2 separate regions of the Homo sapiens genome follow, and region 1 is linked to region 2. A link is a loop called in an ENCODE intact Hi-C map of the cell type or tissue named here. Cell type or tissue: MCF 10A. All regions are shown on one strand. Links, peaks and the distances in the headings refer to the core of each region. The heading gives the core; the rest is flanking DNA.

Region 1 (5,385 bases), core at 228-5,227, 320 kb before region 2:
AAAAAAAAAAAAACTCACTTTCTAGAAGTGTTGTCATATGTAATCACAATTATGACACAGTATAATGAGAACTATCATCAAGGTATAGATAAAGGGCAGTGAAAATGTAGATTAAGGAGCAAATCATTGTTCATCACTATAGAAAATACCTTATAGATTTGCATATTATTCTTACAGAGTGGCCATGTTAATCTTGCCTGCTTTGTTCCAGCTTTAACTTTTGTGCCAATTGTAAAGTACCTCTGTTATTATAATCATGATTATTTAAAAAAAATACCATTGTGCCTTTCCATGGGGGATATTAGAGCACGTTCATTAGGTTCTCATATTCTTCTTGGGTCCAATGCTACCTTCGTTTTGCAGCCTCGAGAACTAAGCCTCACAGATTGGGAACTCGGGTGTCAGAGTTGCAGTCAAATCCCAATTTGCCTTCTGAGTCAGATATATTTTCTACATTATAAAGCCAAAGAACATGTAACATTATCACTTTCTCTACTTTTAGGAAGGTTGGAGGAGGAGAACTTAAATTCTATGCTTCTCTTGTTGTCAGATAGAGTTTGTCAGCTGTTTATGGTTAGGAGCTATGTGGCAACCATTGATTTTTGTAATCCCCAGCACCTAGCAAGTGCTTAATACTGTTTAGATGTTTCGTTAACAATCAATTGGTAAAATAGCATGACATAAGTACCTTTAAGTCCAAGTTATTCTACTTTCTGCTTTGTAGACATTAAATCCATGGGTTAATAGGATTGTTTCATCCTGGTATAGAGAAAAGACAAATTTAAGGTGTCTTTGCTTGTCTTAAAAACCAAGTTTCAGTGTTACAGCTTTTAGAATTTGTCTAGCAGGCTTTCCGCTCTTCATTGGAAAGCCCATAAAAACAAAAAAATAAACAAGTTTCTCCCCTCGTTCTATGGTTTTATAGCCCCAGCAGTATTATTTCCCAATCCTTCTAAAAAAGAAACCATAGCAACAAATGTTTGCGCTTTCACTATGTGCCAGACTCTGTGGTAGGCATCATATGCCTGATCTCTGGCTAGCGGCACAGAAACCATGTGTAGACAGTGTTATCCCATTGACAGATGAGGAAACAGAAAGCTCAGTGTAGTCAGATAGGATGCTCGAGGTCACACAGCCAGGATGTGAACCAACTGTGACCAGCGCTACAAAATATTGTGCTTTATTACCTAGCAAGGGGGGCTGAATGATGCCTTCGGGTAAAGAGAACTTGGCCTTAGGCAAACAACAAGTGAAAAAACATCAGTTCCTGAGGAGTACCTGAAGGTGCTCCAGAACCGCCTCCCCATGTCTTCACACAGGTCACTTATCCTAGGCCTTTGGAGCGCTGTGAGTGAGCTGAATGTGGGAACTCAATGGAGACGGAAAGCAGCACTGATATTAAATATAAACATTACACAATGTAGGGTGTCTATCTCTCTGTACTGTACAAAATGCCAAGAGATGTTGACAGTCTTTGTAGTGCTTAAATCTGGAGGGGAAAGTGGAGAATCATTCCCATTTTCCAGCCTTGCAGGGACCTGAGTAATGTCTTTCTTCCCTAAGTATAAGTTCTCACATTTTCCTGTGGAACCTGACTAGTAAAAAGAAACCCTAGGTGGATCATGAGGGAAGGCCAGTTTGTAAGGTTCTGATAAGTTATATTCAGCAGTTCTCCCTGTCTGTCACCATTCTGGACACACACCCACATTTTACCTGTTTATGTTCACAAGTTCACTTTCACTCTTAAAATTTAGTATTTTAGGAAGATAGATTTGGAATGGAGAAGAAACCAGAAGAATATTGTTATATTGCAGTGTCTCAGAGTCTAGACTGTGTTGGGGCTCAAAGACCCTAACTAACCTAATTATTGTTTGACTCGGTGGAGACTGAATGGCCCTCTGTTAATTAACTTTGGCCGGATCCTAGAATGACTCGCATGCGACTGGTTTTGATCTATGTCCTGCACCTCTGGGCTTTTTCCTCTGTTGGTCCAAAGGTTTCTGAGGTTCCTTCCCACTCTGGTTGTCTTCACAGTCCTGTAATAAAGCCACAGGGAAGCGTAATAAGTGCAGACCCCCTAGTGTGTCCCTGGACTGTGGCCACCCATCCTCACAAGATACCATGGCCATAGCTGCAGTAAGCTATGCCAGGGGAAGACAGCATATTTTGGGGGAACCAACAAGAGGCCAAAGACAGGCAGGTTGACTCAGTACCTCAAAGTCAGGAATCAGGTCAAAATCAAAATCAGGAATATTTAGCAGGCCTCCAAATCCTGGCATGAGCCGGGCTCACGGTGGCAGTCCAGTGCCTATAATTTATTAAACAGACCAACAGCTGATGTTGGTCTAAACCAGGTGGTGGCTCTGTTTTGACTGGTGGTTCATTTGCAAACCTGACACAGAGGGAGCAAGGTGTCTTGAAATTGAAATGTGGAATGGCCTTTTGGGAACTCAAATCAGTGTGGTTAAGCAGCCTTATGCATACTTCAGCAAGGAATTAGTGCAACAGATTGATGTCTCTGATGTAGGGCTTAGCACTATTTTTCTCCCAAAATACGCAGAGCAAGCAGCAGCACCCACCGGTCAGCGTGTGCCCACCATCCCACCTTGAGGCTTCCAGAGCCTGCCAGAGAGGCTGCTTCCTGCAGAGAAAGCAGAGGCCCCACAGAATGGTGCCTGAACCCCCATTCCCAGATTGCTGACTTGTGCAAATGGGGGCTAGCATAGATCTGTGCATGCTTCCAGGGCTGAAGCAAAGAGGGCCTTCAGCTGCTGAGGCCTGCAGGTGCCTGACCGAGGGAAGCCAGCACTAAAAAGACGCTTCCTCTTTCTGCAAGGTGGAAGGAGCCCACAGGTATTTGCCCTCTTTTCACAGAGGCTCTCCAGGACAGGACATGTGGAAAGAAAGAGATTTCTGTAAACAAGGAAGTCTGTCCTTATTCTGGATTACGCTAACAGAACACATGGAGCTTATTCCTTCTGAATTTCTGGTTTTGAAGGTGTCTGCATTTGTTTTAGAGTAAGCAGGTGGCCTGAGGGTGTTTTAAAACATCTAGGCTATGAGACCAAACCTGGCTGTCATCCCTGAGTTTAGATGAGAGTATCATGTCATCAGAGCCATTTAAAGTGGACTGACAGATTGGCCCATGCTTGCTGGGCCCTCTCATTTATTTCTAGTTAGACCACAAAGCAGCGTGGTTCCTACCTATTACACAAAGCCTTGGCTCTGACCACTGTTCTCAAAGTGTCGTCCCTGGACCATCAGCATTACTTGGGAACTTACTGGAAATGTACATTATCTGACTCAGACCTACTGAATCAGAACCTTAGGGCAGGGGCTGTGATCTGTGTTTTAATGAGCCCTGCCCGGGAGTCTGACACATTCTGGCATTTGCTGAACCTCAAGGCTGCGATCTCAGTGACAAGCGTGAGGTTTTGAGATCGACTTCTTAACTAGACAGTAAGTCCTGAGCCCTTGCTGGGTTAGGGAGGCATGGAGCTTTCCTAAAGGACAGGGAAGGTGTATGACAGGCATAGGGCCCTAAGTCTTGGTAGATGTAAGCAAGATTGGGGGTGGGGGAGAGGGAGGGAGGGAGGGAGCCGGAGAGGCAGGGTCACGATGAAGAGTGATGGAAGACCTGGAAATCTTTATCTAAACTGCTTAATAAGTAACACCTGGGTGAAGTGTACATGGGTCCTCTCTATGCTGTTCTTGAGACTTCCTGTGAAGCTATAATTATTTCCAAACAAAAAGTAAAATCGTAATAATAACAACTAAGAGCTGCTGGATTTTTAAAGTGCTGACCTATTTTGTTCATATTTAAGTTGGAGAAGAAAAATAGCCTTTCCCTGAGTAACTCTTATACCTATGTGTAGTATAAATCAAATTTTCTTTGAAACCCTTTTTAGAAACAAAAGGCCTGTGAAGTTGATAGAACCTCTGTGTCTTGCCATACCTTTGTAAGCATATTCTACTTTTAGGGGTAGGTGTTTTCTAGGGATATACGGGAGCGAGATAGCTTGCATTTCCTTAGAATAAGACTGTGTTTTGAATAGAAGGTTCTTAACTTCACCAGGCTGGATGTTGAGACAGATTCTGCTTCTTTGATTAGGGAAGAGAGAAGCCTCAGTTTCTTTTTAGCTGTGGCCTGAAGACCGCCCCCTGCTGAGTGAACATGTGCGTGCATCTGCTTCACACAAATCCCCTTCCCCTCTTCCCCTATTCCTCTTGGAAACATCTCTAAGTGCTTGGTTGGAGGCAGAATGAGACCATGCATGTTTAAAGACCAAGTTGGCAGGAAAGCAGATTCTTTAAAGGAACTGTTGTTCTCTCTATTGGGGGGAGGAAGAAAATTTAGCTAGATCTTTGGCCACTTATCAAGTGCAGTAGCTCCACAGGAGATTCAAGTAAGAAAGCCCAGCCTGTCCTCTGGGGAAGGAATTGCAAGCAAATGCCAAGAGTAACTCTACTTTCAATGAAAGTCAGATCACAAAATCCAAAAGCACAGATGACCCTCTGGAAACATTGCATTTCTGCTGTCTAGTGGGAGCATGAGGTATGAGAAGCTGAGAGAGAGGAGCTATGGGAAACACACATTTCACCTTCCATTTAATTATAATTATGAGCTGAAGGACCATTTTCAGATCTGGTGATACATCTGTGTCTTGTGTGTTGGAATAGTTATCCCAACTCAGACATTAAGTATGGAGCTATGTGAATTTCTTTTTTCGCTAGTCAACGGAGATAGAGAAAAGATTGCTGTAAATTTCTGGGGCAGGTGGCAAGCTGGTTTACGGAATGTAAGGCGATGAGAACCTCTGGCTTACGGAAAGTAGCATGAATTAATAATCATTTAATTGGCTCCTCCATTATGTTGCTGGTTTGGGAGATGGAAATTTAGATGGAGGGGCTGTCAGTGGTACTTTTTAGCTAAGAGTCTGATGGTTGAGAGGTGGGGGTGGTGGCTGCCTTTGGATTCCCCACAAGGTTCAAGTGTCAGGCAGCATCCCAGACCCTCAGTGGGCTCACCTCAGGACGCCAAAAAGGAAGAGGATCAGCACTTCGGTGATTACCACCTCCAGGAGTCACTCCACCATGAAGAGATGCAAAAGAAACTTCCCAGTAACGTGGACAGCTTAATGCCTGCCCAGGATCTCCCCAAGGGAGGGAGGCCTCTGGCCAGAGGGAGAATGGTCTGCATCGTAGGATGCAGCCATGCCAACAGCGCACTGGTGTGTTTAGTGATGAGAAGATGAATTTTGCTTAGGAAACACAGAAACTAATTCTACCAGTATGTTGGTTTTCTTGGAGGGCAAGTGGATATCTTGAAAATGAGGGACCTTAAGGTTCCATGTTTTACTTCATTTCCAGTTTTTCTTCAGGCTT
Region 2 (5,385 bases), core at 329-5,328:
TTTCGTTATTATAAAACAAGTCATATAAAATGAATATTTTCATTCTCTGAGAGGTCCCCCTCCCCCGGGAAAATTCTTTCCATAGTAACTAGCATGTGAATATTTATTTGCTGTATGATAAGCAGTGTGCTGAGCATTTTACCTATATTATCTTATTCAGTCACAATAACCCTTCAAAGTTGATATTATTGTTTTTTAATAGAAGAATAAATTGAATTTTAGACTGTTCAAGAACTTGTCAGTAGTCAACAGAACCAATATTCAAATTCGAGTCTGTCTGATTTGAACGCCTGTGCTTTAAATCATTTTTTAATGCTTTTCTATTTTAATTGTTGTGACGTTTGCATTATATTCTCTTCTTCCTTTTGGCAAATTTGTGCAATTTTAATGATGCTTTGGTATAGAAAAATAAGAAACCCGAGACAGGAACAGACTGGATGATTTTAACGTTGTCAGAGCTTCAGCTATTGTATACGATACTGTAAGATTTCAGCTTTCAGAGTATGTTTGAGGAATATTCCCTGAACTAGGGGGATCTTTCTTGATAAATTATTAATTTTACTATTGTTAAAGTTTTGGAGGTGGTGATGAGAGACTTCTTTTCCCTATCTTTTCATTTTTATTCCTTTTTTTTTTTTTTTTTTTTTTTTTGAGACAGAGTCTCGCTCTGTTGCCCAGGGTGGAGTGCAGTGGCGTGACCTTGGCTCACCGCAACCTCTGCCTCCCGGGTTTAAGCAATTCTCCTGCCTCAGTCTCCCGAGTAGCTGGGACCACAGGCACGTGCCACCACGCCTGGCTAATTTTTGTATTTTTAGTAGAGATGGGGTTTCACCTTGTTGGTCAGGCTGGTCTTGAACTCCTGACCCCGTGATCCGCCCGCCTCCGCCTCCCAAAGTGCTGGAATTACAGACGTGAGCCACCGCGCCTGGCCCTCATTTTTATTACTTTTATAAGCTGACTTACATAGAGGTATACTTATGAGTATGTGGCTTTGGGGACTTTTAAAAATAGGATTAGTTATTATAATCTTACATTCTAAAGGGAAGAATCATTTTTTTGATGTTAACAGTTCACACTCTCCATATATTATCATATGTGATGACACTCGAAAAAGAGACGTCCTAATTACAGAAGGGTAAGAGAAAGGGAGAGAGTTGGCATTAATGAATTGAGTGGTGTCTGGAAGTTTTTAGCAGGTTTCCTATATTAGGCATCTATAGATGAAGAATTAAACTTAAGTCTCATGCCCTGGCAGCATTTATTAACTAACTGAAATCTGCAAGTATTTCTTTTATGGAGAATGATAGGCAACCTATACTGGACAATTGAACTTAAAGAATAATGATTGGGTAATTATAGTGTTGAAAAGGATTTGAAGTTATAAGAAATCGGGAATTAATATAATAAGTATCAGAATCAAGAGACTAATAAGAAGGATGTATATATGCCAAAGCTCAACTAGACTGGTTATTAGAGTTTTAGGTGCTAGTTTGGAGTGGAGTATTGGAGGGACATGATTTTTGTTAGATTTTTAGTGATGAAATAAGTAGGGGAGAATAGAGTAGTTCTAAATGGGCTGGAACTATCTGTTGAAATGAATCTCCTCTGTGCCTTTCTTCTAATTGTAGGAGATGGTTTATTGGAAATCTCAAGTTTGAGCTACTCAGACTCTGTATCCCATCCCTCTAGGGCCAGCTCAGCCCTTCATTCTGTCAAAGCAGATAAAACAGAACAGCTTGCAATTTGCTATAAAGGGGTCCTTGGGATGAAGCATTTTAATGTCCATAAAGAGTAGACAAGACCTTCATTTTTAAAGACTCCCATGGAACATTTCAAACGGCATGAATTTGTCTTGGTGCCCTTTGCCAAAACTAATAGATTTAGGCTGTGGAGTTGTCGGAAAGCTGAGCATTCAGGCCTACTTATCATCCAATAACATTTTACTATATTTTTCTTATTTTAGCCCACATGCCCTAAAACTGACAACATATTGAGTAAATAATACTTACATAAGAAACACTACTAATCTTTAGGCCTATGTCAGTTAAACATAGAAGGAATGCAGAATTACAATAATATTATTTAAAAATAAAAAATCAGGTACAAAGATCTAATTGATTTAACTTGACTTTTTTTTTTTTTTTTTTTAGTTTGTTTACTTGTTTTTAATTTTGCCTCTGTTTATCATTCTGAGGGTGAGCTGCGTTTCTGGTTCAGATAGCTATTCCAATCAAGAGCCCTGAAGAAGAAATGGCACAGAGGGACTGAAGTGTAGTAAAATACAAAGTATGTTATTTTGAATTCTTCTCATGCTCTGAGAACAGGAATATCTTAAGCTTTGATAGAATGGTGCAATTTTATATTTTCCATTTGACTACTTTAAAAGGTTCATTGTCTTTTAATTAAACTACAGGGGGGAAGAGCAGAGATTAAAAGATATAGTACTATAAAGGGGATGGCTTTTAGCTACATGAGTGAAGACACCACAATAAAGCAAGATGGAGTGCAGCAACAAGTTTTGTGCCTTGAAGCCTCCTCTTGTCTGACTGTGGCGGTAATTTGGAGTTAATTTGTGCAGCTTCTCAATAAAAGACTTTGTGTTTTCTATTCTTTGATTCTTCATAGCATCTCTTCCCAGCTGTTCTTTTATCTTTCCTTTTATGTGGCCCAGTGCAGCTTATCCAACTAGATGTGATAAGGAGGCAAACCATTTTAGGTAAGAAGCTTGGACCAGGCTCAGTACATGAATATTTTCTATTTATCACCTGCTTTTTATTTTCTACAAAATGACTACCTCAAGTAACACCTTCCATGAATCTCCTACTTTCTACTCTCACTGACAAGTAGAGGCCCACTTTTCTCCTGTAGTAATTTTGTAGTTTTAGCATGGGGTGAATGTTTGTGATTCTGTATTTGGCACTATATTACAACTAGTAGTTGTCTTATATTCCTTTGTCTGCATGAAGATTTTTTTTTTCTTTGTGTCTGTTTTTCTCCCCTTGCTTTCTACTCCCCCACATGTCCCCAAGTCCTTCAAGCCAATGAGGCTGTGGTGACACCTTCTGGGCAGTGCTGGGAGTGAATTACAGTCATAAGTTCCATGGTGGTGTTAACATACCAAAGATTGGGTGTACAATACTAAATTTGATTTGCTTCATTAGAAGAATTGATATTTCATTCTACATGTGCTCAGAGTGTCTAGAACTTGTGAAATATCAATGTTATTTCTTAGTAATAAGCAGTGATTTGTAGTTAGTTACATAAAAAGCCAATGGGCCTGTATGCTTAATCAACGTAGGAGTATGGTGCTTGGTTGGGCCTGAAAATAAGTTAACAGAGCAAATATTAATGTTTTCATGTTATTAGATTATCAACACTGTACTTCTGCTTTTTTTTCATGACACAGCAGTATTAGGTTATATGCCAGTGTTTTGTAGCAGTGGGAAAAATGTCCCATAAACAATCTCTGTAGAAGCAATGTCATCCACCTCATCCATCCACTGTCGGAGAGTACAGGATGAAGGTTTCTCCAGGGCTGTTCTTATCTATTCATGTCTCGTGTTAGCTTTAACAGATGTGTAAGGAGTCTTCTATGTGGCCTTTGTTGGAAACTTGCCTTTTTCTGAACAAACTTCATTCCCTCCACCTCTACTTCAAAGCGGATGTAACTCTTTCTTGTATTAAAAGATTTTAAATGATAACTTCTTCACACAGATAGCATGAAACAGTAAATATGCATTTACTATTACCAATTTACTTATTTTTTGTTGACCTCTGCTCGGACCCTAATTATGATAAAAGCTGTAGTTTCTAATGAAATCACTAGATAGTTTTAGCAAAGTTGCCATTACTATATCTCCAAGAAATTGGCTAATATTAAAATACTTATAAAATACCAAACTTTATAAGTTTGGTATTAAATAATTTTAGGGCTCTCAAGAATCTTTTCTCCAAATGTAGAGGCACCAAGCAACAAAGGCGTGACTGGCTGTCAACGTGGCTATAAAACTTCCCAGCTCTATAACATCACCTTAGGGCAATGTCAAATGGAAAAGCACAAGACATTCAACTTAAGGGTGAGGATGACCAATACAGTTGGATATGCAGACTTTAAAATGGCACCACATTCCTTATCTTTGCCTTTTGCATCATCCTTTGGTCAAATATTGCGTAGCCAATGTGTAATACATACATTTATGTTTGGTACAGAACCCAATATTTCTACTATTACTATATAATAAAATAAAAGCAAGAGCACATTGCTTTGTAATTTTGATTTGCAAACAGATGGTAGATAGCTGGAAAATAGACTAGAGCTATAAAAAATTGGGGAAAATGCTTTCATGAAATTAAAAGAAAACTGACTTAAAATACTAAGGGTGTGAATGGGTAACAAAATATCATGTAGTAAATGTGAAGATGATGGTTTTATTTGAAGTGGGGGGAGGGAGGAAAAAAGCTAGAAGGAGGCAAAAACACAATTTGGCCTAAAATTGAATTTCTCTGATAAGGCATTTCAGAAGCGGCTTGTCTTATTCACTCAGCAGCAAAATAATCATATGCGCTTTAATAATCTTTATTTTACAGGAGTGCGTTGCCAGGGTAACGGAATGTAAGCAGGGGAACAGCACCTTGCAGATCACAAAGGCAAATCTCTGGAAAGAAATTTCACTGAGTTTCTCTTTTCCTTACCAGTGTAATAACAACTCGTATTTTCCCTGCACTATTTAATAGTCTCACATAAACATTCTTTCCCATTTCCCTTTTCTGTATCTGTTTAAACATGGACAATAGCATAAATCTGAAACTGTCAAGCTCAGTGAGCTAAGCAAAAAAGCAGATGTTATACCTTTAGCATTTTTATATAATTACTTTTTATTGCTATTTTACCCCATCTCCATTCCTCCTGACCTCATTGTTATTTCCTTCTCTCTGTAAACCAATCTGATGATAGTATTCCAAGTAAAGGGGGTTTGAAGTAGGAGTTGGTATTTGGCTATATTAATCAAAAATTATTAGCTAAGCTTGCCTGTATGGAGATTCTAAAGAGGCAAAGATTGCAACTGAAACATCTGTTTTTGGAAGAGGGTAAATTGAATTATGTAAAATGGAGTGACAAGCATTCAGGCCAAAAGCTGCAAAAATAATTATTTCTTTATACTTGTGCACATACACAAATAAGTATACACACACAAGACAGGAGTGAAGAAGGAAAAGAAGCAAATTTAGGTTATTTTAGCTTTCCGCTGGGCACTGGAACCTCAGTTAGTTCTGGGAAATTGTCTGATTTGAAATTAACAAAATGAAAGTTGCCAATACCTTTCCAAAAGAGGTAATAACAACTGGCAATAAGAATGTGCTTACTGATCATTTGATTGGATCAAA

Evidence for each region. Hi-C counts contacts between places; a loop is a spot of excess contacts. Peaks named below come from ENCODE experiments on the same cell type or tissue, not always from the same donor. Only the 100,000 strongest peaks of a DNase experiment are listed, where the experiment ranks them.
Region 1: it touches region 2 in a loop (3-fold over the local background); 3 of 110 quality-filtered maps call a loop at or near these places.

The regions. Positions count from the first base shown.
Region 1 is chr16:72,817,424-72,822,808 of GRCh38, reverse strand. All of the region lies in intron 5 of ZFHX3 (zinc finger homeobox 3), which reads left to right. ZFHX3-AS1 (ZFHX3 antisense RNA 1) reads right to left here. Exons shown (of 4, transcript NR_171704.1): 4 at 1,155-2,036. It also overlaps the pseudogene RNU7-71P. Among named protein-coding and RNA genes, the nearest start is that of ZFHX3-AS1, 150 kb to the right of the region's middle. In MCF 10A, for the core only: no CTCF peak of the experiment used is centred there; a DNase peak (open chromatin) is centred at 3,288.
Region 2 is chr16:72,499,959-72,505,343 of GRCh38, reverse strand. The region is part of intron 6 of LINC01572 (long intergenic non-protein coding RNA 1572); the gene reads left to right. The region is part of intron 1 of LOC124903718 (a long non-coding RNA gene); the gene reads right to left. Among named protein-coding and RNA genes, the nearest start is that of LINC01572, 160 kb to the left of the region's middle. RefSeq lists an enhancer at 2,982-3,051. In MCF 10A, for the core only: a CTCF peak has its summit at 3,058 (motif pointing left); a DNase peak (open chromatin) is centred at 3,043.